Regions from separate parts of the Homo sapiens genome. Here region 1 is linked to region 2. A link is an interaction called in ENCODE POLR2A ChIA-PET data of the cell type or tissue named here. Cell type or tissue: PC-3. All regions are shown on one strand. Links, peaks and the distances in the headings refer to the core of each region. The heading gives the core; the rest is flanking DNA.

What was found. ChIA-PET counts read pairs that join two places held together with the same protein. Peaks named below come from ENCODE experiments on the same cell type or tissue, not always from the same donor. Only the 100,000 strongest peaks of a DNase experiment are listed, where the experiment ranks them.
Region 1: POLR2A ChIA-PET joins it to region 2 with 5 read pairs; 2 of 35 experiments call an interaction of 5 or more read pairs at or near these places.

Annotation. Positions count from the first base shown.
Region 1 is chrX:45,440,614-45,456,401 of GRCh38, reverse strand. No RefSeq gene overlaps it. Among named protein-coding and RNA genes, the nearest start is that of LINC01204, 57 kb to the left of the region's middle. In PC-3, for the core only: no CTCF peak of the experiment used is centred there; DNase peaks (open chromatin) are centred at 6,241 and 10,121; H3K27ac peaks cover 6,392 bases.
Region 2 is chrX:46,350,934-46,366,721 of GRCh38, reverse strand. No RefSeq gene overlaps it. Among named protein-coding and RNA genes, the nearest start is that of LINC01186, 31 kb to the right of the region's middle. In PC-3, for the core only: no CTCF peak of the experiment used is centred there; no DNase peak of the experiment used is centred there.

The sequences.
Region 1 (15,788 bases), core at 2,981-10,980, 910 kb after region 2:
AAAAAATTTCCAGGGTTATTCCTTGATTTTTCCTCTGAACTCTTCTCTACAATAGAGATATTTAGATAAACTCTAATCTTTGTTGGAAGCTACACTATTTTTAAGTGTCCCTCTAAAAAAAGTTTTCATATTTAAATAAATTTGGGAAACTAAATAAAGTGAATGAATATATGCTAAAATGTAGAAACTGCAGCAAAACTTCTACCTGGACATAAAGGTGTTTCCATATTCCTCTGAAATCGAGGTGGAGGTTTCCAACCCTCAGTTCTTGGCTTCTGTGCACCCACAGGCCCAACACCACACATAAGCTGCCAAGGCTTGGGGCTTGCACCCTCTGAAGCAATGGCCTAATCTGTACCTTCTCCCCTTTTAGCCATGGCTGGAGCTGAAGCAGCTGGGACGCAGGGCACCATGTCCTGAGGCTGCGTAGAGCAGGGGGACTCTGGGCCCAACCCACGAAACCATTTTTCCCTCCTAGGCCTCAGGTCTGTGATGGGAGGGGCTGCCATGAAGGTCTCTGACATTTTCTCCATTGTCTTGGTGATTAACATTTGGCTCCTCATTACTTATGCAAATTTCCGCAGTAAGCCTGAATTTCTCCCCAGAAAATGGGTTTTTCTTTTCTACTGCATCATCAGGCTGCAAATTTTCCAAACTTTTACGTTCTGCTTCCTCTTGAACACTTTGCCACTTAGAAATTTTTTCTGCCAGATACCCTAAATAATCTCTCTCAAGTTCAAAGTTCCACAGATCTCTACAGCAGGGGCAAAATGCTGCCAGTCTCTTTGCATAGCAAAAGTGACCTTTACTCCAGTTCCCAACAAGTTCTTCATCTCCATCTGAAATCATCTCAGCATGAACTTCATTGTCCATATCACTATCAGCATTTTGGTCAAAGGCATTCAACAAGTCTCTAGGACATTTCAAACTTTCCCAGATTTTCCTATCTTCCTCTGAACCCTCCAAACTGTTCCAAGCTCTGCCTGTTACCCAGTTCAGAAGTCGCTTCCACTTTTTCAGGTATCCTTACAGCAGCACCTCACTCTCTGTGGTACCAATTTACTGTATTAGTCTGTTCTCACGCTGCTATGAAGACATACCTGAGACTGGGTAATTTATTAAGGAAAGAGGTTTAATTGACTCACAGTTCTGGATGGCTAGGGAGGCCTCAGGAACCTTACAATCATGGCAGAAGGCACCTCTTCACAGGGCAGCAGGAGAGAGAATGAGTGCCAAGCAAAGCAGGGAAAAGCCCCTTATAAAACTGTCATATCTCATGAGAACTCACTACCATGAGAACAGCATGGGGGAACCACCCTCATAATCTAATTACTTGCCATGAGGTCCCTCCCACAACATGTGGGGATTATGGGGACTACAATTCAAGATGACATTTGGGTGGAAGCACAGCCAAACTGTATCACCAGGTCATCCTCCCATTTTTACAACCACAGAAGAGCATCCCAGTAGACCCATTCTAATGCTACCCATAAACTGGTTCTTGGCATTTCCAGAAAAAAGTTATCCATCAAAGAAAACTTTTACTGTTATCATTTATAATTGGGGAAGAAATAGAGACTCTGGTCCCCACTGATGTGGCATGTTCACAGAATGAGTTGGAAAGGGGGTTATGAGAAAAATCATGCCTGCTAAGCCTTGATAGAGCAATAAACAGAAAACCCAAGCTGTGCTCTACAGTCTCTCTGTGGGATATGACCTGCAATCTTCATTATCAAAAGAGCGAACATTGTTTTTTCTGCTTTTCAATAGGTAATTCACTCTTATTCAAAGAGATTGTAGATAAAAATGCTCTGTGCTTTTGAAATTTACAATCTGCTGGACAATAGTTTCTGAGTGTTATGAGCACCATAGTGAGAACAGATGTCCTTGGGCTCCCTCCCCTGCCTTCTCCTCCGCTTCCCTCCTCTCCCCAGTACCTCCCTGCTTCTTCTATCTGTCCTTTCCACTGCTCCCCAGCCTCCAAGGCTGCTTTTGTGTTAACTCCTGCTGCCTTCACATACAATGTCCCACTGTCATTCACAAACAATGGCCAGTGTCACAGATGAGACCTCAGACATCCTGGCCTGCTGAGCTCCAACTTGAAAAACTAGCAATTAAAAAAAATCCTCCTATCTGCTAATCTTCCTTCAAAAGAATCAGATGCAAAATCATGTTCTTTTTCATGAAAATGTTCCTAGCCTGTGGGTGTCAACAGAGGAAGTCTGCCACATCCCAAGGTGACTAGCAAGAAAGCCTCCCACCTCATCAGTAAAGAACAAACTGCTAGGCAACTCTTCACCCACCAGAACTACATAATCGCCTCCTCTGTCTGTTTTGGTGGGCAGTAAAATCTGGGGGCATTTGTTCTGGAGCTGTGAGTAAAAGGGAATGAGTTGGGTTTACTGCCATCTTTCACAATAAGGTGAACTGGACTCAAATATAATTGCAATGTTTAAAGCGGTCTCAACCCTTCTAACACAAATGCCAGCCTTCTTCAGCATTCAGTTACTTGGCGCCAATAAACAGCCCCTCCTCCCTTCTTTCTCTTGTAGAATAAACAGCATGTGCTGTCATACACTGTCTGTTCCCACCTCGACAGGAAAACCAAATGTCCCGATGTTTTGGTTCCCTCATGTCAGCTCAATACTGGCTGGAAGTACTCAACACAAAGAATGTCCCAAAGAAAGAATTTCATTTTACTTGATGAAACCAGTATTTTCAAGCCACAATCCAAACTCTGTGATCAAAGAATGTGATTATTTTCTTCCTAAATTAAGTAGTGGTGTGCAAGGCAAAAGTCCATGAGGCAAATTATACCTCCCTGTAGCCATCCAGGTAACACCACCAGATAAAGTTTTTCTTTGTCTAGTACAAGGCACCATTTCTCAAAATGTCTTCCCATATGCTCAGAAACACGTAGAATAGAGGGCCCCACTGCAGATATTCTGAATCATAACCTCTGCATTTGAACAAATGTTCCTGGTAATTCTCATGTTCGCTCACGTTTGAAAATTACCGGTCTAAACTAGGGAAAGGTAGGTATGGGTCCAGAGACTCTACCTATACCTGCTTAAGCTATTTTTTATGCATCGCAGAGAAGAGAAGGGTTTTGAAGGCATACCCAACTCTCTATGCTTTCTCCATAAAATTATTTTATTTAAAACATCACCTGTTATATCAACATGAATTTCTGCTTAAACACAAGTGATACACAAGACAAGGACAAATGCTCGGGTATGATTTATAAATATTTGCTATCAAATAGAATTACTTTAAATTTCTGCCTATACTTTCATACAATCTTATATTACCCACAGGCTGCCTTTGGGCTTATTCCTAGATGTGATTTCTATGCTTTGCCTGCTTTTGGAACACATATCCATTCTTTTTACTTTCCACCCTTCTTCCAAGGATTATTTCTTCCATCAGTTTTTGTCTTTATAGAGCAGGAATTCACAGAGGGTAATCTGGGAATCCCAGGGGTCCCTGAGACCCTTTCAGGGGACTGATGAGGTAAAAACTATTTTCAAAACTAAGATGTTATGTTCCTTTTTCCCTCTTATTTTCTCATGTGTGTACAATGGCATTTTCTGGAGGCTACATGATGAGCGATGACATAATCACTCTGATGGCTAATGGAATGCATTTCTGTGTATTCTTGTGCTTTAAGATTTTCTCGATTTTAATTTCTAATATGAAAAATATCAATAGATATAGTCCACATAAACAAAAGCTCTTTGAAGTCCAATTTTTATCAATATAAAGGGGTCCTAATACCAAATAGCTTGAGAACTGCTGTTATAGAAAATGGAGTCACATTTCTATCAAGATGGGCCACATTTTAGTAAATTCAGAATTCTTGATCCATCTACTCAGCTGCCATCTCCCTGATGATCAATCAGTGAGCAGCCAGTTTCTGAGTGCCTGTTACATGTCAGGCACTGTACATATAGCAGTTGAAGATAGGAAAGAAGAAAAGAAGGAAGAGAAGGAAGGAAAGAAGGAAGGAAGGAAGGGAGGCAGGCAAATGAATAAAGGACAAAGAATGAGCTCCTAAAGGCGTTTATAGCCTTCTATAATTCTATCTATAGGTAATATGAGAATTATCTCAAAAAACATTTAAACTTAAGCATGGGTTAAGGCCAGTTTATTTGTGTTTCCAAAAGCTCCCCAGATGATTCTAATGCATAACTTTAGTTAAGAATAACATCTAAAATAATTGCCTCCAAAAACTGAGGTACAGATTCCTCTTTCTCATATAACTTACTGGTGCTTAGAGTACCTATAAATACTCAGAAGCAGGCAGCAGAAAGACATTTGGCTAAACGAGTACAGGAAACATCGTGGGACTCTTGTCAGTTAATAGGAAGACAAGGTAGGCAAGAAGCATTCAGTGTCTAGGTCCAACAACAAGGTAAGATTAAGGGATCAGGTTTCAACAGGACTATAGAAAGCAAGGAGGGTCTTGAGTTCTGACTACAAGAGGAGTTGAGCAAGATTCCTTTGCAAGAACCAACACAGGGACCTTAGCTTCACAACTTGAGCTAAAGGAGATGGCAATTAGGCAAGAGGCCAGGTATCAAAGCCAAGTACATAGGGAAAGCAGAATTTGCACACTGGGCTTTCTAAATGTACTCTAGATGCAAGATTGGTTCTAGGAGGTGCAAAATGGAGCTGGGAATGGTGTGGCAGGGAAGAAGGCTTTCAGGGACCCTGGAGATGAGTGTGAAAGACACAAAAAGAGGAAACAGACAAATCACCAAGCTTTTAAAAGTAAGTGTTGATCACTCAAAACACTTTTAAAAAACTGTGGCATGGGTGAGAAACCATAGTAGTATGTTTTTAGTTCACTGTAAAGAACCATGATTACCTGAAAATTAGATCTTGATTTGCTTTTGTTGTCTTAATTTTAAATATTACAAAGCACTTTCTAGTCTAATCTGACTTCCTGCAAGAAATAAATTTTTAAAAATTATTTTCTTAAATAAATCCCCTGATCTTAGTTTTTTCTTCTCATTTGTCTTTTTTACCTAAATTTAATTTGTTGTTATAGTTAAACAGGATCCACTTTATTAAGATTTTACTACATATACATTTATTCTCAATTGAAAATCATACACCAGGCTCTACAAAAGTTTCAAACAGGATGCTGCATAACATTTACTTGAAAAATAGTATAAATTTAGTTAATTAGTAAAAAAATTTTCAGAATGTTATGACTTCGTACAGAAGGGTATGGAGTAGCATACTTTCAGGGATATTTCATGTTTACTTCACAGAGCACCTGGATACACCAGAGCTACTTTCTGACAAATTGATCGATTGATCCAATAAAATCAGGATGGCAGAGCAACTTTGTGGATGTAATGTTCAAACTCTGAGCATTTCCTTAACAGCAATTCTTTCTGAAGGAAATAATCAACTCAATTTTTCTAGTTCTGTGCCCAATGGTGTCATGGATAAAACTTCTATAGCAGCTAATCCTGCATAAATAGCAGCCAACTGTGTGTATTGGAGACACATTACCTTATTTGTATAGTAATAGATGTCTAAACCACTTTAGACTAGACTTTCATTTGAAAGGTGCACAAAAGGTATTTTTTTCATTTAATAAACATTTACTGAGCACCTCTTATGGGCCAAGCCCTATGCAAGCTACTGAGGAAACAAAGACAAGTTAGACCCAAATTCTGCTCTTGAGAAGTACTCAAACTAGTGAATCATACGCATAAATCATTGACTGCAATATATCAGAATGAATATAATGTTAGAGGAACAAACTATTGTTTGTGTGCAACTATGAGCAAACTATTATTTATCCTTGTAGTGGAAATAGAGGATGAGGGTAGAGAGTCAAGGACACAACAGAGAGAAAGTGATATTTGAATTGGTACTTGAAAAGTGAGCAGGAATTTTCCAGAGGTAAAAAAGAGTGAGAGGGAAAATGTTTCCTTTTTTAAAGGCTTGTAAAACTGCCTTTAAGATGGCTTCTTGTATTCAGGGAGTAGGAGAACTGAGGAGGTGGATTACTTGATGAGGTCAAGAATGGACTCAATGGCATTTCCACAAAGAAAAACCTTAGCTGCCTCTTCCCTCCTAGGTGTCTTTGTTTTGTTTACCACTCTATTTCAATGAATCACCAGCTGGATGAAACCCAAGCAACCTTGGCAGATGAGGACTTGTTTTACCTATACTGGACTTCAAGGACTCTCTTTAGCTGACTCTTTGCAATATACGATTCTCATTGTCAGAGAATCTACATGCTCTGAACTTTTGAGCCTATCCTGTCCCATGTTTCTGGAATGAACTCTTGAAAGGCATGCTTATTAAATTCAAAGAATGTGGTAGGTTGGGTTTAGCAAATGTATGGAATGACAGATTCTGGGCACAAGAGTAATTCAGGCTAAAATTATGGCACAGATCCAGTGGGAGAAAAGGTAATAAAAACTGTGTAGAGTTCTTGAATTTGGGTTCATAAGACTAACTTCTAGAATGAGGATAGAGGATGAATAGGATCAAGTGTGGAATGACATAGGTTTCCATGATCTCTAAGCTCAGTGTACACAGATAGGGAGAATCTTCTAAAATTAGCTGACAAACCCTAAGTTATCACAATTCCATCCCATTTCAGGACAATCAGACCATCCCTGAAGTGTTGTGCTCCCTTCTGGAAAGCGTCCCTTAAAGATGTGGACGAAATGGAGTATGCCCAGAAGAAGAAATGGGATGATAAGAGATTTGAGAAACCACATCACAAGATAAAAAATTGAAGACCAGAGAAATCAAGGTAAAGAGGATAGGCCATTAATTATCTTCAACTAAGAAAAGTATGTACATATATAATGTATTTAATCTCCCTATGATACCATTTCAGAAGATTGATTTTGAAAAGACATTTGAGTGTATGTTGAGATCTCTTTCTGTATTCTTTAGGCTGTCTACAAATTCATTGGTTTAGCCCTGTGCAATTACCACACTATTTTATTATTATTTAAATATTGCATTATTTCACATTATCGCCTCTATTGGTTTTGTGCTTATACCAATTAGTATCAATATTTTAGTGGTTATCTTAGAAATTACAAACTTTTTTTTTTTTTTTTGAGATGGTGTCTCACTCTGTCTCCCAGGCTGGAGTGCAGTGGCGTGATCTCGGCTCACTGCAACCTGCGTCCCCTGGGTTCAAGCAATTCTCCTGCCTCAGCTTCCTGAGTAGCTGGGATTACAGACATGCACCACCACGCCTGACTAATTTTTGTATTTTTAGTAGAGACGGGGTTTCACCATGTTGGCCTAGCTGGTTTCAAACTCCTGACCTCAAGTGATCCCCCCGCCTCGGCCTCCCAAAGCGCTGGGATTTACAGGCATGAGCTACAGCCTGTAGTTCTCCTTGAAGAGATCCTTCACATCCCTTGTTAGCTGTATTCCTAGGTATTTTATTCTCTTTGTAGCAATTGTGAATGGGAGTTCATTCATGATTTAGCTCACTGCTTGCCTATTGGTGGTGTGAAGAAATGTTTGTGATTTTTGCACATTGATTTTGTATCCTGAGAATTTGCTGAAGTTACTTATCAGTTCCAGAAGTTTTTGGGCTGAGACGATGGGGTTTTCTAAATACAGAATCTTGTATTCTGCAAACAGAGATATCTGGACTTCCTCTCTTCTAAAACTGTATACATTCACACCTACCTTCCCAACCATGATCTTAGACATCTGTTACATCTGGACAGGTAAAGCATAGAACTATACACCCCCAGTGGCTTCTCTCTTTGCTCCATTGGGGGAGGGGTGGTTGAAATGGCCCTAGAGTTAAGCAGTAGGTTGGTCCTGAGCCTGGCCAAAATTGTAAAGTGGATAGTGTTCATCTTCTGTGCCTTTCTCCCCTCTATGTCCCCCTCTATCTCTGTCAATCTTCACTCAAGGAAGGAGCTCTCCTTGATTCTTCACTACCATCTCTCTACATCTAAGCCTGCACTGGCTCTTCCTATGCAGGTGCAAACCATCACGCATAGTATTAGATAAGTGTTCATAAGACCAGAAGCATCAGCATCACCTGGGAACTAGTTAAATCTGTGAAGTCACATTCAGAACTACCAAATCAGAAACTCTAAGGTTGGGGACCTTGTCATTTGTATTCTATTAAGCCTTTTAGGTGATTTTAGTGGAGGATGAAGTTTGAGAATCACTGCTTTAGAATCATTAGTCATCCTGAACTATAGATGATATCAGATTTTAGCATCTCCCCATCTGACTTATTATAGGTCTATTTGTGTTTTCCAGCTACCAGTACTGCCTGCATAATTTGCTAGCTCAGTGCAAAATGAAAATGTGGGGCCTCTTGTTTTAAAAGAAGGAAAATAGTGTCAGTAAAAGTATACAGAGGCCTTTTCCTTTCTTACCCATCTCTCTTGACTTGTCACAGTGTTTTTTTATTTGTAATTTACTATCATTCTGATTAAAGAAAAATGAAAGGTTTTAAGTTACTAGCATAAATTTTACCATTCCTCTTTATATTGTGTAATATCAGTTTGAATTGCAAATATTAGAGTATTTAACCCATATGCAGAATCACAAAACTTCACAGTTTGTATTTTGTGGAAGGTGCTTTGAGTTGGCCCGAAGAGACAGACACAAACCAGGTTCAGGAAGTTGCAAGGAGAAAAAGAGGATCCCTCAAGACAGAGCAAGTTGACAGCAGTCTCAACATGGGACACTCATAGGAAAAGTGCAGACTCTCCCAGACACCTGGGGCCTCTGCCTGCTACATGGGGTATACTCACTTGGGCCTGATAGTCAACAGGTTCCTCCTCCCCCAAGCTGCTTAACCAACACTCCAACAGAGAAGTGGAGCCTGGGGAATTCCAGCAAGTATTCTTCCCATGGTCTGCTGCCCCAATCCACAACAGATGGATGACCTCTACAGATCTTTAAACCTCCATGCCAGGACACAGTCAGTACATAGATCAGGGGTGGGCAAGGGGATTGCCCTCACTAAGACACACAATTGCCTACCAGATATGACATGGTACTACCAGTCTAAGGGCAGGGACAGCCATTGCCATGCCCATCCAGGGATTCCACAGAGTGAAAGCACACAACCCTGCCTTCCCCACACTCATACCCATGCCCTTGTCAGGGACAAAGAGTATCAGCTGTTGGGGCTGAGGGCAGGGACAGCCACTGCCATGCCCATCCAGGGATTCCACAGAGTGAAAGCACACAACCCTGCTTTCCCCACACTCATACCCATGCCCTTGACAGGGACAAAGAGTATCAGCTGTTGGGGCTCAGGTAAGGTGCGACATGGGGTATCAGGGGCAGGGGAGCATATGGCTGAGAAGCTGTCTCAGGTTGGGGGCAGGAGGCAAGACCTTCCTTGAGTTGAGGCTCCAAGCTTCTTGCATATTCCCCGTTGTCCATTCAGACATCATTTACAAAACACAAATTCCAAAATACAATTATTAAGAATTTGAAGATGGTGACCAGGTAGCATTAAGCTCCCAGATCAGGGCTCTTCTAAGCATAGGGTCCTGTGTAACTATACTGCTCACATGCCCATGAAGCCAGTCCTGCCAGCTACTCCTGAAATGGGTAGGATAAAACCTGACCAGATCAATGGCATACCTATCCAGACTCCACACTGCCTTAGGAATAGAGTGGATCTCCTCAACTAGTTTTAAAAAAACCTTCAGAATCTAACCCCTGATCATTTCTTCAATCTCATCTTTACCTAGTACCCCCTCTGCAACTATAGATTTTAGCCAAACTGAACTTACTAGCAGTTGCTTTAATCCACAAAGCTCTTTCTCAACTGCCTGTTGCTTCTGCTTCTGCCTGGAATGCTTTTCGCTTTCACTACCACCACCTGCACCTCCACCTTCCCCTACTTTTTCTCCTACTCTATCTTTCAGGTGAATACTCTAGATGCATCTGGCATCCTGTGTGGTACTGTACCATAATGCATTCAACCCAAGTGTGGGAATTAAAGTTGCCTGTTTACCTGCCTGTCCCCACAATAGCTATAAACTCCAAGAAGGAAGAGCTGGTGTCTTGTTCACTATATCTTCAGTGCTTGACAGAGTATTGGCAAGAGTAGGAAACAGTGACACTAATTAAATGGATGACTGGTCCAAGCTGTAAGACTCAGTGTGCTTTCACTGAAACAACCGCCTGTCAAAGTATCTTATGACTAAATGCTGTAATCTTTTATTCTCTGAGTCACACACAGAACTACTTCCTTTTTTGAGATTGTTTTTGTATCTGTCATATAGTTTTAAGTGGTTGAAGTTTATAGGACTTTCTTCAGATGAGATGCAATCTCTTCTTGCTTCAGTAGAATTTATACCTTAAAGATTTTTTAATCTTTCCTATTCTTCACTTGCTTCAAAAGTATTTATGATAACCGCAAGTGGTGGTGACCCCAGAATTATGATCTGAAATGCCTTTGGATCATCAGCACAGGATTTTGCAAGTAAGGCTGTGCATAGGTCAGGGCTCTCCAGGCAGGTCAGCATGCTTAAAGTCTTTAGGCTTAGAAGCCCTTAAAATATAAAAATAAATAAAATGAACATCAGTTACATTTTCTCTCACTGTGTACTCAGACATAAAAACCTCTCATTTTCTAAGAACCCTAAAGAGACAACTTGGGATTCACCTGAATCATTTGTCGTTGGCTCCTAAGAGATAGATAAAAATTAGGCGATAGCACAGCACGTGGAGGGAAGGAAATTCAGATGTCTTTGCTGCCCATTCCCTTCAGAGTGGGGCTCCACTTTGTCACAGTGTTCAGAGGTCAGAATCCAGAGCCCCAGCAAGAGCTCAAACATGCAGCGGCCCTCTGAGCTTTCTACCACCCAGCATTCATATTGACTTGGCTTTGAGGCTAACAATGGAAAGCTAGAGTTAGATTTGTCAAACTGTGCCTTGTATAAATTTGCTTGGTGTCTGAAGGCTGTTTTGAAAGTATATTTAGGCTTCTGGTACTCTTGTGAAATTAATTGTTTAAAAATAGCTTGTTTGGTGGGTATAACTTCTGAAATAATTCACTTTTTTAAAGTAACACTGTAATTTTTACTCAGTGGCAATGTGTTTGTTCTAAAGTACACATAGTTTATAATGGAAAGTAAGCCATGATCATGTGACTCTTCTGGAGAAAGAAGAGGTATTATATTTGCTTCACTTGACCCAGAGGTGCACAACCACAAGGACAGAAAAACATTTTGTAACTTCTATAGCTACTTTTTACTTCACTTGTCTAACATTTATTTAATTATTCATATTTTTCAATTTCTCTTCCTACCTATAACAGTAACTATGGATCACAAACTGTGTGCACATTTATTCTGTAACAGTATAACAAAATGGTTAAAAACACACCCAGCATCGGGAGCCAGAGTGCCTGGATTCAAATCTGAACCCCAGCTGGCTCACTTGCTATGAGACCTTGGGCTTCTCTGAGCCTCAGTTTCCTCATCTATAAAAAGGGGATAATAATACTGCCCACCCCACAGAGTTTTTGTGTGGTGCTATTACATGGGTCAATATGTTTCTTTATATTTAGCACTATAGATGTATTAGATAGGAATCACATTAGCAAGATGGCAGACTAGACGTTTTTATTATTATCTTTCCACAGAAGCATAGACAAGGGTTGATAACCACTCATGGATGACAGCACCTTTATGAGAGTCCAGTTGTATACTGGAGAAGTTCCGGCACAACATTGGAGCAAAAAATTTGAAAGTACATGCATTGAAGATGGTTAAAAAGAAGAGTTTCACTTTACTTCCATCACCTCTCCCTCAAGGCAGCATACCTCAGTGCCCAGACAGATCCCCCAGGTCCACAATTCCTTTGGACTGTGAGAACATAGTGAGTGCTCAGCTTCCACAGGCATTCAGGATGCTGCCCAAGAGGGCAACATTTTTTCTTGTCTGACATAGAATACTGACGTGATCGGCATAGCTGAGTGGTTGGGAGAGGCTGAGAACAGGGAATAGAGGCAGAGACTCACAGAAATTAGGGCCTGATGTCACCTGATGTCAACAAAGGGCCACAGATCCTACCAACCACTTCACAGACTTCATCAGGAAGCCTGCCCATGAGGTGCTGAAGACTCCCTGCCTGATGACCTCCCCACCAATTGACCCATAGGCACCTCCAGTGCTCTATATTTCTCACCTCCTGCAACCCATGACTGGCTCCCTATGCACACTCCCACAGAAGGCAAATGTCAGCCTCTGTGGATAGCTCAAGAGCATGAATGGTTAGCTGGCCTGACTCCGTGGGACTGGAGGAAGGCGCATGAACTTGAGCATTTCAGGGCACCACTCTAAGGAAAAAAAAAAACAGGAGGCTGTCAGCACCTGACCTTTGTGGGATCAAGAGAAAGCACACAAACTTAAGAATTTTCTCCTAAGAGGGAGCAAGAAGGTAGTTCTGTTTTAAGTTCTTTGAGAAATCTCCAAACTGCTTTCCGCAGTGGCTGAACTAATTTACATTCCCACCTGCAGTGTATAAGTGTTCCCTTTTCTCCACAACATTGCCAGCATCTGTTATTGTTTGATTTTTTGGTAATAACTATTTGGACTGGTGTGAGATGGCATCTCATTGTGGTTTCCATTTGCATTTCTTAAATGATTAGTGATGTTGAGCATTTTTTCATATGCTTGTTGGCCATATGTATGTCTTCTTATGAAAAGTGTCTGTTTGTGTCCTTTGCCCACTTTTTAATGGGGTTGTTTTTTTGCTTGTTAATTGTTTAAGTTCCTTATAGATTCTGGATATTAGATCTTTGTCATATGCATAGTTTGCAAATATTTTTTCCCATCCTGTGGGTTGTCTACTCTGTTGATAGTTTCTTTTGCTGTGCAGAAGCTTTGCAGTTTAATTCATTCTACTGTAAAGACATCTGCATTTGTATGTTTATTGAAGCAATATTCACACTAGCAAAGACATGGAATCAACCTAAATGCCCACCAATAGTAGACTTGATTATGAAAATTGGATACATATACACCATGGAAGACCATGCAGGCACAAAAAAGAACAAGATCATGTCCTTTGCAGCAACATGAATGGAGCTGGAGGCCATTTTCCTAAGCAAACTAACACAAGAACAGAAAACCAAATACCACATGTTCTCACTTATAAGTGGAAGCTAAACATTGAGTACATATGGACACAAAGAAGAGAATAGATACTGGGGCCTGCTTGAGAGTGGACGGTGGGAGGAGGGTGAGGATTGAAAAGCTACCTACTGAATACTACGCTTATTATCTGAGTGATGAAATAATCTATACACCTAACCCCCGTAACGTGCAATTTACCTGTATAACAAGCCTGCACATACTCCTGAACCTAAAATAAAAGTTAACAAAAACTGAATTATTATATAATCTGGCAATCTCATTGCTGGATATATTTTTACTCTGCATAATTCAATGGAAATGCCATCAGTATACTGAAGAGATATTTTCACCCCTATGTTAATTGCAGCCTTATTCACAATAGCCAAGATAATGGAATCAACCTCAATGTCCATCAACAGATGAAAGGATAAAGAAAATGTGGTATATTTACACAGTGGAATACTATTCAGCCATAATAAGGAATAAAATCTTGTCATTTGTGGCAACATTTATAAACCTGGTGGACATTAAGTGAAATAAACCAGGCATAGAAAGACAAATACCACATAAGATCACTCATATGTGAAATTTAAAAAGTTGTTCACATAGAAGTAGAAAGTACAGTAGTGGTTACCGGATGATGGGGAGGGTAGGGGCCTGGGGTAGATAAGGAGAGTTTGGTGAATGGGTACAAAGCTACAATTATATAGGTGGAATATGTTTTGGTGTTCTATTGCATAGTAGGCTGACTATAGTTAACAATAATGTATTGTATATTTCAAGATAGCTAGAAAAGAAGTATTTGAATGTTCTCATCACAAAGAAATGACAAATATTTAAGGTGATGGATGTGCTAATTACCCTGATTTGATCATTAAACAATGTATACATGTATCAAAATATCACATTGTATCCCACAAATATGTACAATTATTATGTGCCAATCATAAATAAAAATAATGTTGAAATCATAGTATAAAAAATAAAATACATATGTATATGAGGAATATATATATAATTTTTTTTTTTTTTTTAGATGGAGTCTTGCTCTGTCGCCCAGGCTGGAGGGCAGTGGCGCGATCTTGGCTCACTGCAAATTCCGCCTCCCAACTTCCCGCCATTCTCCTGCCTCAGCCTCCCGAGTAGCTGGGACTACAGGCGCCCGCCACCACACCCGGCTAATTTTTTTGTATTTTTTAGTAGAGATGGGCTTTCACCGTGTTAGCCAGGATGGTCTCGATCTCCTGACCTCGTGATCCGCCCACCTCAGCCTCCCCAAGTGCTGGGATTACAGGCATGAGCCACTGCGCCTGGCCCAGGAATATATATGTATAATTGTGAAAGGTAGTTCTGTTGATGGCTGCCAACAAGTCCCTTTCCCTGTATGTACATGTTGCTCCTTCCATCAAGAGATGGAGTCCATTTCCTCTCCCCTTGAACCTGGGCTGGTCCTGTTACTTGCTTTGACATGAAAAGTGGCAGGAGTAATACCATGTCAGTATTACTGTGTCAGGCCTCTCAAGCCTTAAACTTTTACTTCCTTTCTCATGGAACCAAGGTGCCATATTATAAGGAAGTCCAGGCTATCTTGCTAAAGAGAAAAAGATCATGTGGAGAGGCCCTGGAGGATAAGACACCACAAGGAGAGGGAGGCCATATGGAGAAAAGAGGTGCTTCAGCCAAGGTCTCACTGCAATGTAATCACATGAGTTACCCTAACTGAAAACATGTGGAGCAATGCTTGTTATTTTAAGCTACTAAGTTTGGGGGTGATTAATTAGGCAGCAATAAATAACTGATTTTATTATGTAGATAGATGTAGATGAGTGGTTTTTAAATAGAGGTCTCCTCCAAGGGGACATTTGACAATATCTGGGGATATTTTTGGTTGTCCTAACTGTTGGTCAGGGGTGAGAGGCGTGATGCTACTGGTATCTAGTAGGTAGAAGCTAAGGATGATGCTCATAAACATCTTACAATACACAGGACAGTCCCTTGCAACAAAGAATGACTGGGCCCGGGCTGGGCGCGGTGGCTCACGCCTGTAATCCCAGCACTTTGGGAGGCTGAGGCAGCTGGATCACCTGAGGTCAGCAGTTCAAGACCAGCCTGACCAACATGGCAAAACCCCATCTCTGCTAAAAATACAAAATTAGCCGGGTTTGGTGGCGCATGCCTGTAATCCCAGCTACTTGGGAGGCTGAGGCAGGAGAATTGCTTGAACCTGGGAGATGGAGGTTGCAGTGAGCCAAGATGGTGCCACTGCACTCCAGCCTGGGTGACAGAGCAAGACTCTGTCAAAAAAAAAAAAAAAAAAAAAAAGAATTACTGAGCCCAAATGTCAATAGTGCCAAGTTTGAGAAACCCTGATCTGGATAGCTAGATGATAGCTAGCTAGCTAGCTAGCTAGATAGATAGATAGATAGAAAGAAATTAGGGCTATTGAAGTTGATATACACCCTGGCCTCCAATGATTTAGTTTTTCAAAGTTAAAAATTAAAAAAAAAAATGAACATCTCTACTGCTTCTTGCAGGGGAGGCCAGGTTTCTGGTTAAGGTGGTAAATATGGTTAAGAATAACTGCCCCTCTTGGAGTAACATGGATCATCTAGCAATCATTTCTCTGCTTGGTCAGTCTCTGGCTCTAATCTGCAGAGC
Region 2 (15,788 bases), core at 2,593-10,592:
ACAAATGCTTCAGGTGGTAAGAAGTAGTAAGAAGAAAAACAGAGCAAATAAAGGGACAGAGAATGATCAGGATGATGGGCATGGGGGATGGGTGCTCTTTTAGGTAGGGTGTGGGAGCAGGCCTTTCTGATAGGGTAACACTTGAGCAGATGGGCAAGACAGATGGGGAATCCACCACAGATAGCTGGGACTCAGGGTTCCAGAAAGGGATCCTAGAGCCAATTATGTCAAATACCAATAAAAATCCCATGTAAATGCTCTTACCTCATCTGTTTATGCAGAACCTTAAACCTGCTCTCAGGTGTCCTGCACTAGAGCAGAGACCTAAATGAAAGGAGGGGGCAGGGCATGTGATTATTTGGAGGAAATATGTTCTAAGCAGAGGAAATAGAATGTGCAAAGGCTGAAGTTAGAGTGTGCTTGTGAAATGGCAGAGTGAGACAGAGAGCTATAGGATCCATGGTGAGGGAGAGGTAGTCCAAGGCCCTGAAGGTCAAAATAAGATCATAGTAAAGCTTTAGATTTCTGCTTTTGCCAACTTTTTCCCTTAGTCAGTTTTTACTTTATGTAGTTCAGTATTCAGTACTCTTAAAAAGTTATTTTTTTAGGCCGAGCATGGTGGCTCACACCTGTAATCCCAGCACTTTGGGAGGCCGAGGCGGGCGGATTGCCTGAGGTCAGGAGTTCGAGACCAGTCTGGCCAACATGGTGAAACCCCATCTCTACTAAAAATACAAAAAAATTAGCCAGACCCAGTGGCGGGTGCCTGTAATCCCAGCTACTCGGGAGGCTGAGGCAGGGGAATTGATTGAACTAGGGAGGTGGAGGTTGCAGTGAGCCGACACCGCACCATTGCACTCCAGCCTGGGCGACAGAGTGAGACTCCGTATAAAAAAAAGTTATTTTTTAAATCTCTGCATACAGATTCAAGACATATACCTTCTTTGCACACTTTATTTTTATCAATCTAAAATATGGTTCTATGTCTAATTTTTAACTCTAATTTTCTCTGATAAATAATGCTATTGCTTAGGTTTTGATTAAGTTTTTTTTTTTTTTTTTTTTTGAGACAGAGTCTCACTCCATCGCCCAGGCTAGAGTACAATGGCGCAATCTCGGCTCACTCCCAGGTTCAAGCGATTGTCCTGCGTCAGCCTCCTGAGTAGCTGGGACTACAGGCGTGTGCCGTGACAACCGGCTAATTTTTATACTTTTAGTAAAGACAGGGTTTCACTGTGTTGGCCAGGCTGGTCTTGAACTCCTGACCTCGTGATCAGCCCACCTCAGCCTCCCAAACTGCTGGGATTACAGGCATGAGCCACCACGCCTGGCCTAAAATTTTTATGATATATCTTTGGTCATTCATTTATTGTTGATATTTCTGACATTTTGCCCTTTAAGATACAAAAGAGCCCCTGCTTCTTTCTGTTAGAGAAATTTAAGCTCTTCACTTTTATTATAATTTCTGATACATTTGGACTTTTCTTTAGCATCTTATTTTGCTTTTTCTATTTACTATAATACCTTATTATTTTTTTCTTTTCCTTTCATGTTATTTCCTGCATTTATTAGGTTACTTTTGTTTTCTTTTTTCCTTTTGGTGCTTTAGAAATTTTGCATTCAGTTCCAGATTCTGGAACAGCACTTTTATTTTCTTCTTCTTCTTTTTTTTTTGAGACAGAGTCTTGCTCTGTCGCCCAGGCTGGAGTGCAGTGGCATGATCTTGGCTCACTGCACCCTCTGCCTCCTGGGTTCAAGCAATTCTCTGACTTAGCCTCCCGAGTCACTGGGATTACAGGTGCCTGCCACCACACCTGGCTAATTTTTGTATTTTTAGTAGAGACGGGGGGTTTCACCATCTTGGCCAGGCTGGTCTTGAACTCCTGATCTCGTGATCCACCCGCCTCAGCCTCCCAAAGTGCTGGGATTACAGGTGGGAGCCACCACGGCGGGCTGGAACAGCACTTTTCAATAGAACTTTCTGCAATTATGGAAATGTTCTACATCTGCACCGCCCAATTTAATAGCCAGTAACCACATGTGGCTACTGAGCACTTGTAAGGTGACTAGTGTGACTAAATAACTGAATTTTAAATTTTATTTAATTTTAGTTGATGGGAATTCAAAAAGCTACATGTAGCTAGTGGCTACCATTATTGGATAGCGCAGTTTGAAAGATTAAACTTAAAATGTTAATGGAGCAATTTAAACATCTTTTAGAAAAACTGAATACTCAGTATCTGCAGGCATACCTTGTTTAACTGCACTTTGCTTTGTTGTGCTTTGCAAATATTGTGTTTTTTACAACTTGAATGTTTGTAGCAACCTTTCTTCAAGCAAGTCTATCAGTACTATTTTTCCAATAGCATGTGCTTACTTTATATCTCTATGTCCCATTTTGGTATTTCTAGCAATATTTCAAGCTTTTTCATTATGATTATATCTGTTATGCTGATCTGTGATTAGTGATCTTTGATATTACTATTGTAATTGTTTTTGGGTGCCACAAACCCCGGCCATGTAACGCAGCACACTTAATGGATAAATGTATGTATTCTGACTGTTCCATTGATTGTCCATTTCCCTATCCTTAGCCCTGTCCTAGAGCCTCCCTATTTCCTGAGATACAATATTGAAATTAGGCCAACTAATAACCCCACCATGGCCTCTAAGTAAGTGTTCAAGTGAGAGAGTCACAAGTCTCTTACTTTAAATCAGAAGCTGATTACACTTAAGGCTGGGCGTGGTGGCTCACGCCTGTAATCCCAGCACTTTGGGAAGCCAAGGCGGGTGGATCACTTGAGGTCAGGAGTTCGAGACCAGCCTGACCAATATGGTGAAACCCCATCTCTACTAAAAATACAAAAATTAGACAGGCGTGGTGGCAGATGCCTGTAGTCCCAGCTACTTGGGATGCTGAGACAGGAGAATTGCTTGAACCTGGGTGGCAGAGGTTGCAGTGAGCTGAGATTGTACCACTGTACTCCAGCCTGGACGACAGAGTGAGACTCTGTCTCAATAATAAATAAATAAATAAGCTGATTACATTTAAAATGTTAATGCAGCAATTTAAACATCTTTTAGAAAAACAGTACTCACTATCTACAGGCATAACTTGTTTTACTGGATTTTACTGTGTTGCGCTTTGCAGATATTGTGTTTTTCACAATTTTTTTTTTTTTAACAAAAATTAAGCTTATTGAGACAGGCAGATTGAAAACTTAGGCCAAAAGTTAGGCTTCTTGCACTAGTTAGCCAAGTTATGAATACAAAGGGAAAGTTCTGGAAGGAAATTAAAGCTGCTTCTATAGTCAACACATGAATGACAAGAAAGAAAAGTAGCCTTATTGGTGATATGGAGAAAGTTTAGGTGGTCTGGATAAGAAGATCAAACCAGCCACAACACTCCCCTAAGCCAAAGCCTAATCCAGAGCAAAGCTCTAACTGTCTTCAATTCTATGAAGGCTGAGAGAGATGCGAGGAAGCTGCAGAAGAAAAGCTTGAAGCTGGCAGAGATTGGGTCATGAGATTTAAGAAAATAAGCCATCTCCATGACATAAAAGTGCAAGGTGAAGCAGCAAATGCTGATGGAGAAGAAGCTACAGCAAGTTATCCAGAAGATCTAGCTAAGATCATTGATGAAGGAGGCTACGATAACAACAGATATTCAATGTAGACAAAACAGCCTTCTATTGGCAGAAGGTGTTATCTAAATTTCCTTTTCTTTTCTTTTCTTTTTTCTTTTTTTCCTTTTGAGATGGAGTTTTGCTCTTGTTGTCCAGGCTGGAGTGCAATGGCACGATCTTGACACACCGCAATCTCCGTCTCCCAGGTTCAAGCGATTCTCCTGCCTCAGCCTCCCAAGTAGCTGGGATTACAGGGATGTGCCACCATACCCGGCTAAATTTTTGTATTTTTAGTAGAGACAGGCTTTCACCGTGTTAGCCAGGATGGTCTTGATCTCCCGACCTCAGGTGGTCTGCCAGCCTCGACCTCCCAAAGTGCTGGGATTACAGGCATGAGCCACCATGCCAGCCTAAAATTTTCATAGCTAGAAAGAAATAAATGCCTGGCTTCAAAGCTTCAAAACACAGCCTGGCTCTCTTGTTAGGGGCTAATGCAGCTGGTGAATTTAAGTTGAAGCCAATGCTCATTTACCATTCTGAAAATCCTAGGACCACTAAGAATTATGCTAAATCTACTCTGCCTGTGCTCTACAAATGGAACAACAAAGCCTGGATGACAACACATCTGTTTACAGCAAATCACTGGGTAGGCACAACAGCAGAATAGAGATGACAGAGTGAAGAGCCAGTGCACTTGAAGATAGATCAATACAAATTATTATTGGGGCCTGGCGAGGTGGTTCATGCCTGTAATCCCAGCACTTTGGGAGGCTGAGGAAGGCAGATCACCTGAGGTCAGAAGTTCAAGACCAGCCTGGCCAATGTGATGACACCCCATCTCTACTAAAAATACAAAAATTAGCTGGGTGTGGTGGCAGATGCCTGTAATCCCAGCTACTTGGGAGACTGAGGCAGGAGAATTGCTTGAACCTGGGAGGCAGAGGTTACGATGAGCCGAGATCACGCCATTGCACTCCAGCCTGGGCAACAAGAGCAAAACTCCGTCTCAAAAACAAAAAAAAGAAATTATTATTGAGAGGCCTAGGTGGGCGGATCACTTGAGGTCAGGAGTTTGAGACCAGCCTGGGCAACATAGTGAAACCCCATCTCTACAAAAAATACAAAAATTGCTGGTCGTGGTGGCATGCGCTTGTAGTCCCAGCTACTTGGGAGGCTGAGGTCAGAGGATGGCTTGAGCCCAGGAAGGGGAGGTTGCTGTGAGCCGAGATAGCGCCACTGCACTCCAGCCTGGGTGACAAAGCCGGACTCTGTCTCAAAACAAAAACAAAAATAAAAACATATAATAGAGCTCCAATACATTTGGCAGCAGACCTTCCAGTGGAAACCTTACAGGCCAGGAGAGAGTGGCATGACATATTTAAAGTGCTGAACCTTTACCCTAGAATAGTATATCTGGTGAAAATATCCTTCAGGGCTGGGCATGGTGGCTCTCACCTGTAATCCCAGCACTTTGGGAGGCCGAGGTGGTGGATCACCTGAGGTCAGGGGTTCGAGACCAGCCTGGCCAACATGGCAAAAACCCATCTCTACTAAAAATACAAAAATTAGCTGGGCATGGTGGCAGGCACTTGTAATCCCAGCTACTTGGGAGGCTGAGGCAGGAGAATTGCTTGAACCCGGGAGGTGGAGGTTGCAGATCGCTCCACTCCAGCCTAGGGGATAGGGTGAGACTCTGTCTCAAAAAAAAAAAAGAAAAAAGAAAGAAAGAAAGAAAAGAAAATATCCTTCAAACATGAAGGAAAAATAAAGACCTTCCAGACAAACAAAAGCTGAGGGATTTCCTCAACACCAGACCTGTCCTACAAGAAAAACTAAAGGGAGCTCTTCAATCTGAAAGAAAAGGACCTTAATGAGCAATAAGAAATCATCTGAAGGTACAAAACTCATTTGTAAAAGTAAGTACACAGAACATTATAACACTATAATTGTGGTGTGTAAACTACTCACATCATTAGTTGAAAGATGGAAAAAATGAGCTGATCAAAGATAATAACTGGCTGGGTGCGGTGGCTCATGCCTGTAATCCCAGCACTTTGGGAGGCTGAGGCAGGGGAATCATGAGGTCAGGAGTTCGAGACCAGCCTGGTCAATATGGTGAAATCCTGTCTCTACTAAAAATTAGCTGGGCATGGTGGCGGGCGCCTGTAATCCTAGCTACTTGGGAGGCTGAGGCAGGAGAATTGCTTGAACCTGGGAGGCAGAGGTTGCAGTGAGCCAAGATCGCACCACTGCACTCCAGCCCAGGCAAAAATGCAAGACTCCATCTCAAAAAAAAAAAAAAGGTAATAACTACAACAACATTTCAAGACATAGACAGTACAATGAGATATAAACAGAAACAACAAAAAGGTAAAATGTGGGGAGAAAATGTTAAAATATAAAGTTTTTATTAGGTTTCTTTTTGCTTGTTTGTTTGTTTGTTTATGCAATCAGTGTTATGTTGCCATCAGCTTCAAATAATGGGTTATAAGATATTGTTTGCAAGACTCATGATAACCTCAACTCTAGAAATATACAACAGATACACAAAAAATACAAAGGAAGAAATTAAATTATATCATCAGAGAAAATCAGCTTCACTAAAAGGAAGACAAGAAGGAAAGAAAGAAGGGATAGAAGACCACAAAACAACTAGAAAACAAATTTAAAAATGGCAAGAGTAAGTCTTTACTTGTCCATAATAATGTTGCATGTGTAAAAAGTAAAGTAGAGGTTCCTCTTCAGAGACTTTCCTCCCTGTCTACTTAGGAATAAATAGTAACTTCTCTTAGAAGCAAAATTTATTCAAAGTCCTGTGCTAACATTCTTAAATATCTGTGCTAACATTCTGAAATATCTGCTAGCTGTAATAAAGAAATCAATGTACTTTGTATTCTTAGCTCCCACAATTTAGCCTAAATATTTACCCTGGTGTGCTTATACTGGTCCAAGCAAGCATTAGGTCATAGCCTGTTCATCTTCCTTATTTGGAGGTGTTTTTACCTTTCTCAGCATTGCACAAGTTACTTCCTCCTTCCTTTGTTCTCCTCTGCCTTTGCCTCTTTTGGAAAGTTCTAAGTTGCTAGCCAATCGGGACAAATACAGAATGTGAGGTCCCATTCCAGCCAATGGAAACTGGACACAGCAGTAGGGTGGACGCATCAGGTTATAAATGACCCTGTCTTCTTTGTTCAGTGTACTCTCATGGCAAAACTGCTGGCAAGTGTACCCTTTCTGCAGAAAGTTAAAATGGCCTTGCTGAGAGAATTAAATTTATGTTCAAGTGCTATTTCTTTGTGGCACTGGGGAACAAGCATTCTATTTCTAAATAAACATTTTTACATATAACACATGTAAATGGACTAAACTCTCTAATCAAAAGACAAAGTAGCTGAATGGATTAAGCAAGCAAGATCCATTGATTTATTACCTGCAAGAAACAAACTTCACCTATAAACACACGCACAGGCTGAAAATAAAGGAATAGAAAAAGATATTCCATCCAAATGAAAACCAAAAAAGAGGAGGAATAGATGTGGTTCTATAAGACAAAATAGATTTCAAGACAAAAACTATTGAAAGCAACACAGAAGGTCATTATATAATGATAAAGGGGTCAATTCAGCAAGGGGATATAACAATTCTAAATATATATATGCACCCAAGACCAGAGCACCTAGATATGTAAAGCAAATATTATTAGAACTAAAGACAGAGAAAGATCGCAATACAATAATAGCTGGAGACTTCAACACTCCTCTTTCAGCATTGGACAGATCATCTAGACAGAAAATCAACAAAGAAACAGGGAAAAACTGAAAGCCCTTCCTTTAAGATTTGGAACATGAGAAGAATGCTCACTTTCACCACTGTTATCCAACATAATACTGGAAGTCCTAGCTAGAGCAATCAGACAAGAGAAAGAAATAAAGGACATCTGAATTGGAAAGGAAGAAGTCATATTATCCTTGTTTGCAGATGATATGATAGATTTGGAAAAACCTAAAGACTCCACAAAAAAAAAAAAAAAAAAACTATTAGAACTGATAAATTCAGTAAAGTTTCAGGATACAAAATCAACATACAAAAATCTGACTGGGCGCGGTGGGTCACATCTGTAATCCCAGCACTTTGGAAGGCCAAGGCAGGTGGATCACTTGAGCTCAGGAGTTCCAGACCTGTGTGGGCAACATGGTGAAAACCCATCTCTACCAAAAAATACAAAAATTAGCTAGGTGTGGTGGCACATGCCTGTAGTCCCAGCTACTGAGGAGGCTGAGGTGGGAGGATCGCTTGATCCAAGGAGGCAGAGGTTGCAGTGAGCTAAGATCATGCCACCACACTCCAGCCTGGTGACAGAGCAAGACCCCATCTCAAAAAAACAAAAAAACAAAAAAACAAAAAAACAAAAAAAACTATACCATTTCTATATGCCAACAGTGAACAATGTGAAAAATTAATTTTTTAAAATCCCATTTACAACAGCCACAAGTATAATTAAATATCTAGGAATTAACCAAAGAAGTGAAAGATCTCCATAATAAAAACTATATAATACTGATGAAAGACACTGAATAGAACACCAAAAAAATGGAAAGATATTTCATGTTCATAGATTGGAAGAATCAATATTGTTAAAATGTCCATACTACCCAAAGCAATCTGCAGATTCAGTGCAATCCCTATCAAAATACCAATGAAGTTCTTCATAGAAATAAAAAAAAATCCTAAAATTTATATAGAACCACAAAAGACCCAGAATAGCCAAAGCTATTCTGAACAAAAAGAGCAACACTGGAAGAATCACATTAACTGACTTCAAACTATACTACAGAGATAATCAAAACAGCATAGTGCTTGCGTAAAAACAGACACATAGACCAATGGAACAGGATAGAGAACCCAGAAACAAATTCATATATTTACAGTGAACTGATTTTCAACAAAGGTGCCAAGAACATACATTGGGGGAAAGACAGTCTCTTCAATAAATGGTGCTGGTAAAATTGGATATCCATATGCAGAACAATGAAACTAGATCCCTATCTCTCGCCATACACAAAAATCAAATAGAAGTGGGTTAAAGACTTAAATCTAAGACCTCAAACTATGAAACTACTCTAAGAAACCTTAGGGAAAATCTCCAGGACATTGCAGTAGGCAAAGATTTCTTAAGTAATACCCCAGAAGCACAGGCAACCAAAGTAAAAATGGACAAAGGGGATCACATCAAATTAAAAACTTCTGCACCACAAAGGAAACAATCAACAAAGTGAAGAGACAACCCACAGAATGGGAAAAAAATATTTGCAAACTATCCACTTGACAAAGGATTAACAACCAGAATATATAAGGAGCTCAAACAACTCTATAGGAAAAAATCTAATAATCCAATTCAAAATGGGTAAAAGATCTGAATAGACATTTCTGAAAAGATATGCAAATTGCAAACAGATATATGAAAAGGTGCTCAGCATCACTGATCATCAGAGAAATGTAAATCAAACCCATAGTGAGATATCATCACACCCTAGTTAAAATGGCTTGTATCCAAAAGACAGGCAATAACAAATGCTGGCAAGGATGTCGAGAAAAGGGAGCCCTCATACAGTGTTGGTGGGAATGTAAACTAGTATGACCACTATGGAGAACAGTTTGGAGGTTCCTCAAAAAACTGAAAGCAGAGCTACCATATAGTCCAGCAATCTCACTGCTGGGTATATACCCAAAAGAAAGGAAATCAGTATATTGAAGAGATAGCTGCATTTCCATGTTTATTGCAGCACTGTTCACAATATCCAAGATTTGGAAGTAACTCAAGTTTTTGTCAACAGACAAATGGTTAAAAATATGTGGTACATATACATAAGGGAATACTATTCAGCTATGAAAAAGAATGAGATCCTGCCATCTGCAACAACATGGATGGAACTGGGAGTCATCAAGTGAAATAAGCTAGGCACAGAAAGACAAACTTTTCATGTTCTCACGTACTTGTGGGAGGCAAGAATTAAAACAATTGAACTCATGCAGTTAGAGAGTAGAAGGATGGTTACCAGAGGCTGGGAGGGGTAGTGGAGGGGATAGAGTGGGGGAAGAAATGGGAATGGTTAATTGGTACCAAAAAATAGTTCGAAAACATGAAAAGATCTAGTATTTGATAGCAGAACAGGGTGACTATAGTCAATAATAATTGAATTGTACATTTAAAATTAAAAATAACTAAAGGAGTGTAACTGGATTATTTGTAACACAAAGGATAAATGCCAGAGGTGATGGATACCCCATTTGCCCTGATGTGATTATCACACATTGTATACCTGTATCAAAACATCCCATATACCCCATAAATATATACACCTACTATGTACCCACAAAAATTTTCATAAAAAATAGAGCCTGAAGATGTGACTGAATTGCTGCCATCTCATGATAAAACCTGAATGGATGAGAAGTCGCTTCTTATGGATGAGCAAAGAAGGTGGTTTCTTGAGCCAGAATCTACTTCTGCTGAATATGCAGTGAATATTGTTGAAATGGCAACAAAGGATTTAGAATATGCTGGAAACTATTTGACAAAGGGGCCGGGTTTCAGAGGATTGACTTTAATTTTTAAAAGAAGGTCTACTGTGTCTAATATGCTATCAAACAGCATTGCATTCTGTAGAGAAGGCTTTCATGAAAGGAAGAGTCAATCAATGCAGCAAATTTCATTGTTGTTTATTTTAAGAAATTGCCACAGCTACCTCACCCTTCAGCAACCACCACCTTGATTAGCCAGCAGCCATCAACAAGGAATCAAGACCCTCCACCCGCAAAAAGATTACAACTCACTGAGGGCTCAGATAATTGTAAGCAGTTTTTAGAAATAAAGTATGTTTAAATTAAGATATGTACATTGCCTTTTTAGACATAATGCTATTGCACACTTAATAGACTATATGATAACATAAATATAGCTTTTTTTAAAAAAATAGAGATAGTGTCTCATTATGTCGTCCAGGCTGGTCTTGAACTGCTGGGCTGAAGTGATCCTCTCACTTCCCAAAGTGTGGGATTATAGCCACCATGCCCAGCCACTGTAAACGTAACTTTTATGTGCACTGGGAGACAAAAAAATTTGTGTGACTCACTTTATTGTTATAGTCACTTTATTGCAGTGGTCTGGAACTGAACCTGCACTATCTCCAAGATATGCTTGTAATAATAATAAAAATAACCGCATAAATAATATAAGAAAACATAAATAACTTTTTTAATTTTAAGATAATTCCAGAGTCACTTGCAGTTTTAAGAAATAATATGGAGAGATTCTGTGTATTCTTTGCCCAGTTTCATCCAATGATAACATTTTGCAAAAGTATGCTACAAATAAGAAAACCATAGAGACAGAGAGTAGAATAAGGTTATCAGTAGTGAGTGGAAGGAGCAATGGGGATTGTTACCTAATGGTTTAGGGGGATTTTTCTGCATGATGGAAAAGTTTTAGAAATAGATAGTGGTCAGCCGAGTGTGATGGCTCATGCCTGTAATCCCAGCACTTTGGGAGGCCGAGGTGGGTGGATCACCTGAGGTGGGGAGTTGGAGACCCGCCTGACCAACATGGAGAAACCCTGTCTCTACTAAAAATACAAAATTAGCCGGGCATGATGGCACATGCCTGTAATCCCAGCTACTCAGGAGGCTGAGGCAGGAGAATTGCTTGAACCTGGCAGGTGGAGGTTGCGGTGAGCCAAGATCGCGCCATTGCATTCCAGCCTGGGCAACAAGATCGAAACTCCGTCTCAAAAAAAAAAAAAAAAAAAAAAAAAAGAGAGATAGTAGTGATGGCTACACATCATTGTGAATATACTTAATGCCACTGAATTGTGCACTTAAAAAATGGTCACAATGCTAACCTTCATGTTTTGTATTTTACTAAAATAATTTTTAAAAACCTTCTTAGAGACTGAATGTTTGTGTACCCCCAAAACTCATAAGTTGAATTTCTAACCCCCAGTGGGATGGTATTTGGAGGTGGGGCATTTTGGAGGTAATTTGATTTAGATGAGGTCATGAGGGTGGGGACTTCGTGATTAAATTAGTGTTCTTATACAAAGGGAAAGAGAGACCAGTTTTTTCTTTCTTCACCATGTGAGAATACAGCAAGAAGGTGACAATCTGCAAGTCAGGACAAGAGCCCTCTGCATTAACTGAATATGTTGGCACCATAATCTTATACTTCCCAGCCTCCATAACTGTGAGAAATAAACATCTGTTGCTGAAGCCATTCAGACTATGGTATTTTGTTTTAGCATCCTGAGCTGACTAACACAAACCCATAGTACAATATCACAACTGTAATACTGACATTAATACCATTAAGATACAGAATAGTTGTATCACCACAGGGATCCATCAGGTCGCCCTTTTGTAACCACATCATGCTCCCTTCTTCTTCCCTGCAGCCCTCATCCTTGACCCCTGGTAACTACTAATCTGTTCTCTATTTCTATAATGTTTCTTTTTTAGTCAGCTTAGTTCCCTTGAGATCCATCCAAGTTGCTGCTGTATGAATAGTTTTTTACTTTTCATTGTTAAGTGGCATTCCATTGGTATAGATGTAACACAGTTTTTAAACTATTCACCCATTGTGATTATTATTAATAAAGCTTATATGAACATTTATGTATAGGTTTTCAACACCTGCAGCACTACAGCCCCTCTCTGGGACATCCCTGAAAGACAGTGGTGAAGGGAAATCCTTTCAGTTGGCAAAACTTTGAGCAGCACACCTGGCTATGCACTTCGCTCAGAAAGAGAAACGGCCAGATATGCAATTATATACCAATTCATGGGCTGTAGCCCATGATTTGGCTGGATAGTCAGGGACTTGGAAAGAATATAATTGGAAAATTGGTGACAAATATATTTGGGGAAGAGGTCTGTAGATAGACTACTTCGAATGGGCAAAGAATGTGAAGGTATTTGCATCTCATGTGAGTGCTCACCAAAGGTTTACCTCAGCAGAGGAAGATTTCAATAATCAAGTGGCTAGGATGACCATTCTGTGGAGACCAGTCAGCCTCTTTCCCTAGCCACCCTTGTCACTGCTCGATGGGCTAATGAAGTAAGTGGCCAGGCTCCAGAGATGGAGTTTATGCATGGGCTCAGAATTGACCAAGGCCAACCTGACTATGGCCACCACTGAGTGCCCAATCTGTCAGCAGCAGAGACCAACACTGAGCCCCCAATATAGGACCATTCCCTGGAGTGACCAGCCAGCTATCTGGTAGCAGGTTGATTACATTGGATTGCTTCCATCATGGGAGTAGCGGCATTTTGTCCTTACTGAAATAGACACTTATTCTAAATACAGATTTTCCCTTCCTGCATGCAATGCTTCTGCTAAAAACTACCATCCATGGACTTATAGAATGCCTTATCCATTGTCATGGTATTCCGTACAGTGTTGCTCCTGATCAAGGAACTCACTTCATAGCAAAAGAAGTGTGGCAATGGGCCAGATTCATGGAATTCATTAGTCTTATCATGTTCTCCACAATCCTGAAGCAGCTGACTTGATAGTACAGTGGAAAGGCCTTTTGAAGACTCAGTTACAGCATCAGCTAGGTAGTAATACCTTGCAGGGCTGGGGGCAAGGTTCTTCAGAAGGTTGTATATTCTCTGAATAAATGTCCAATATATGGTGCTGTTTATCTGATAGCCAAGATTCATGGATCCAAGAATCAAGGGATGGAAATGGGAGTGGCTCCACTCACTATTGCCCCTAGTGACCCACTAGTAAAACTTTTGCTTCCCGTTCCTGTGATTTTATGCTCTGCTGGCTAGCGATCTTAGTTGCAGAGGGAGGAATGCTTTCACCAGGAGTCATAACAATAATTCCATTGAACTGGAAGTTAAGACTGTCACCCAGCCACTTTGGGCTCTCATGCCCCTGAGTCAAGGCCAAGAAGAGAGTTATAGTGTTGTCTGGGGTGATTAATCCAGACTACCAAGAGGGAATTGAACTACTACTCCACCATGGAGGTAAGAAAGAGTATGTTGGGAATACAGGGACCCCTTAGGATGTCTCTAGTTTTATCATTCCCTGTGATTAAGGTCAATGGAAAACTGTAACAACTCAATCCAGGCAGGACTATTAATAGCCAAGACTCTTTAGGAATAAAGATTTGGGTCACTCCACCAGCTAAAGAACCACAACCAGTTGAGGTGCTTACTGAATGCAAAGAGAATATGGAATAGGTAGTGGATGAAGGTAGTTATAAATGCCAACTACAATCCACATGACCAGAAAAGAAGACTGTAATTATCATGAGTATTTCCACCTTATTTTGTTGTGAATATACTCGTGTGTCTGTGTGTAGCAAATATCTTTGCTTTCTTTCATCTTATCTCTTATCATATAACATAATATGTATTGACTTTATATCAGTATTTAAGTATTGTTAACTTTATATCATAGTATTTAAGTTATGGGATATCAGGAGAAGAGTAAACATCACTCAAGGACTTTCCTCTTCTGGGGAAGGGATTAGTGCATTTTCAGTTGTATATAGAATAGTTATATCATGTTAGGTGGAATTATGACCTTGTTATTGTCTTCTCTTGGAGATTAAGTATGGTTTAAGGAGATGCCTATGGGTGCCAAGTTGACAAAGATGAACTTGTGACAGTTAATTTTATATGTCAACTTGAGTGGTCTAAGGGATGCCCAGATAGGTGGTAAAACATTATTTTTGAGTATGTCTGTAAGAGTGTTTCTGGAATAAATTAACCTTTGAATCAGTAAACATGGTAAAGAAAATCACACTCACCAATGTGAGTGGCCATCATCTAATACATTGAGGGGCCTAAATAGAACAAAAAGGCAAATGAAGAGCAAATTTGCTCTCTCTGCTTGAGCTGAGACATCCATATTTTCCTGCCCTCAGATATCAGAGTTCCTGGTTCTTGGGCATTTGGATTTGGACTGGGACTTACACCTCTGGCTCCCTGGTTCTTAGACCTTTGGACTCAGACTGAGAGTTACACTATTGGCTCCCCTGATTCTCAGGCCTTCAGGCTTGGACTAGAAGTACACTGCTGTTTTTCCTTGATCTCCAAGTTGCAGACAGCAAATTGTGGGACTTCTTAGCTTCTTAGCTTCTATAATTGCATGAGCCCATCCTCCATAAAAAATCTCTTTCCAGCTGGGTGTGGCGGCTCATGCCCACCCAGCGGCTCATGTCTTTGGGAGGCCAAGGCGGGTGGATCCTTTGGTCTTAGGAGTTAGAGACCAGCCTGGGAAATATGATGAAACCCCATGTCTACAAAAAATATGAAAATTAGCTGAGTGTGGTGGTGCACACTTGAAGTCCCATTTACTCAGGAGGCTGAGGTGGGAGGATCGCTTGAGCCCAGAAGGTTGAGCCTACAGTGAGCCAAGATTGAGCCACTGCACTCCAGCCTGGGTGATGAAACCATCTAAAAAAAACTCTCTCTCTCTCTCTGTATATATCCTATTGGCCTGTTTCTCTATAGAACCATGACTAACACAGACTTTGGTACTGAGAGTGGGGTGGAAGCAGTACCTAAAAATATGAAAGTGGCTTTAGAACTGGATAGCAGGTAAAGATAGGAAGAGTTTTGAGGTGCATGATGGAAAAAGTCTATGTTGCTATGAAGAGACCACTAAGGGTGATTCTGGTGAGAGCTCAGAAAGAAAAGAATAGGGCTGTAGAGAAAGCCTCAGTTTTCTCAGAGAACATCTAAGTGATCCTGAATAGAATGTTGGAGAAATATGGGTGGTAAAGGCCATTCTGGTGAGGTCTTAGACAGAAATGAGGAACATGTTATTGGACAACAGAGAAAAGATGATCATTGTTATAAAGTGACAAAGAACTTGGCTGACTTGTGCATATGCTCTAGTGTTTTGTGGAAGGTAGAACTTGTGAGTGATGAAACTAGATATTTATTTCAGGAAATATCTAAGCAATGTGTTGAAGGTGCAGCTTGGCTTCTTCTAACTACTTATAGCAAAATGTGAGAAGAGAGAAGTGACTTAAAGTTGGAATTGTTAAGCAAAAGGAAGCAGAAATGAAAGATTCTTAGGAAAATTCTTAGCCTATACATATTGCAAAAAATGAGGACATTAAAGATGTGGCCAAATGACTGTTTGAT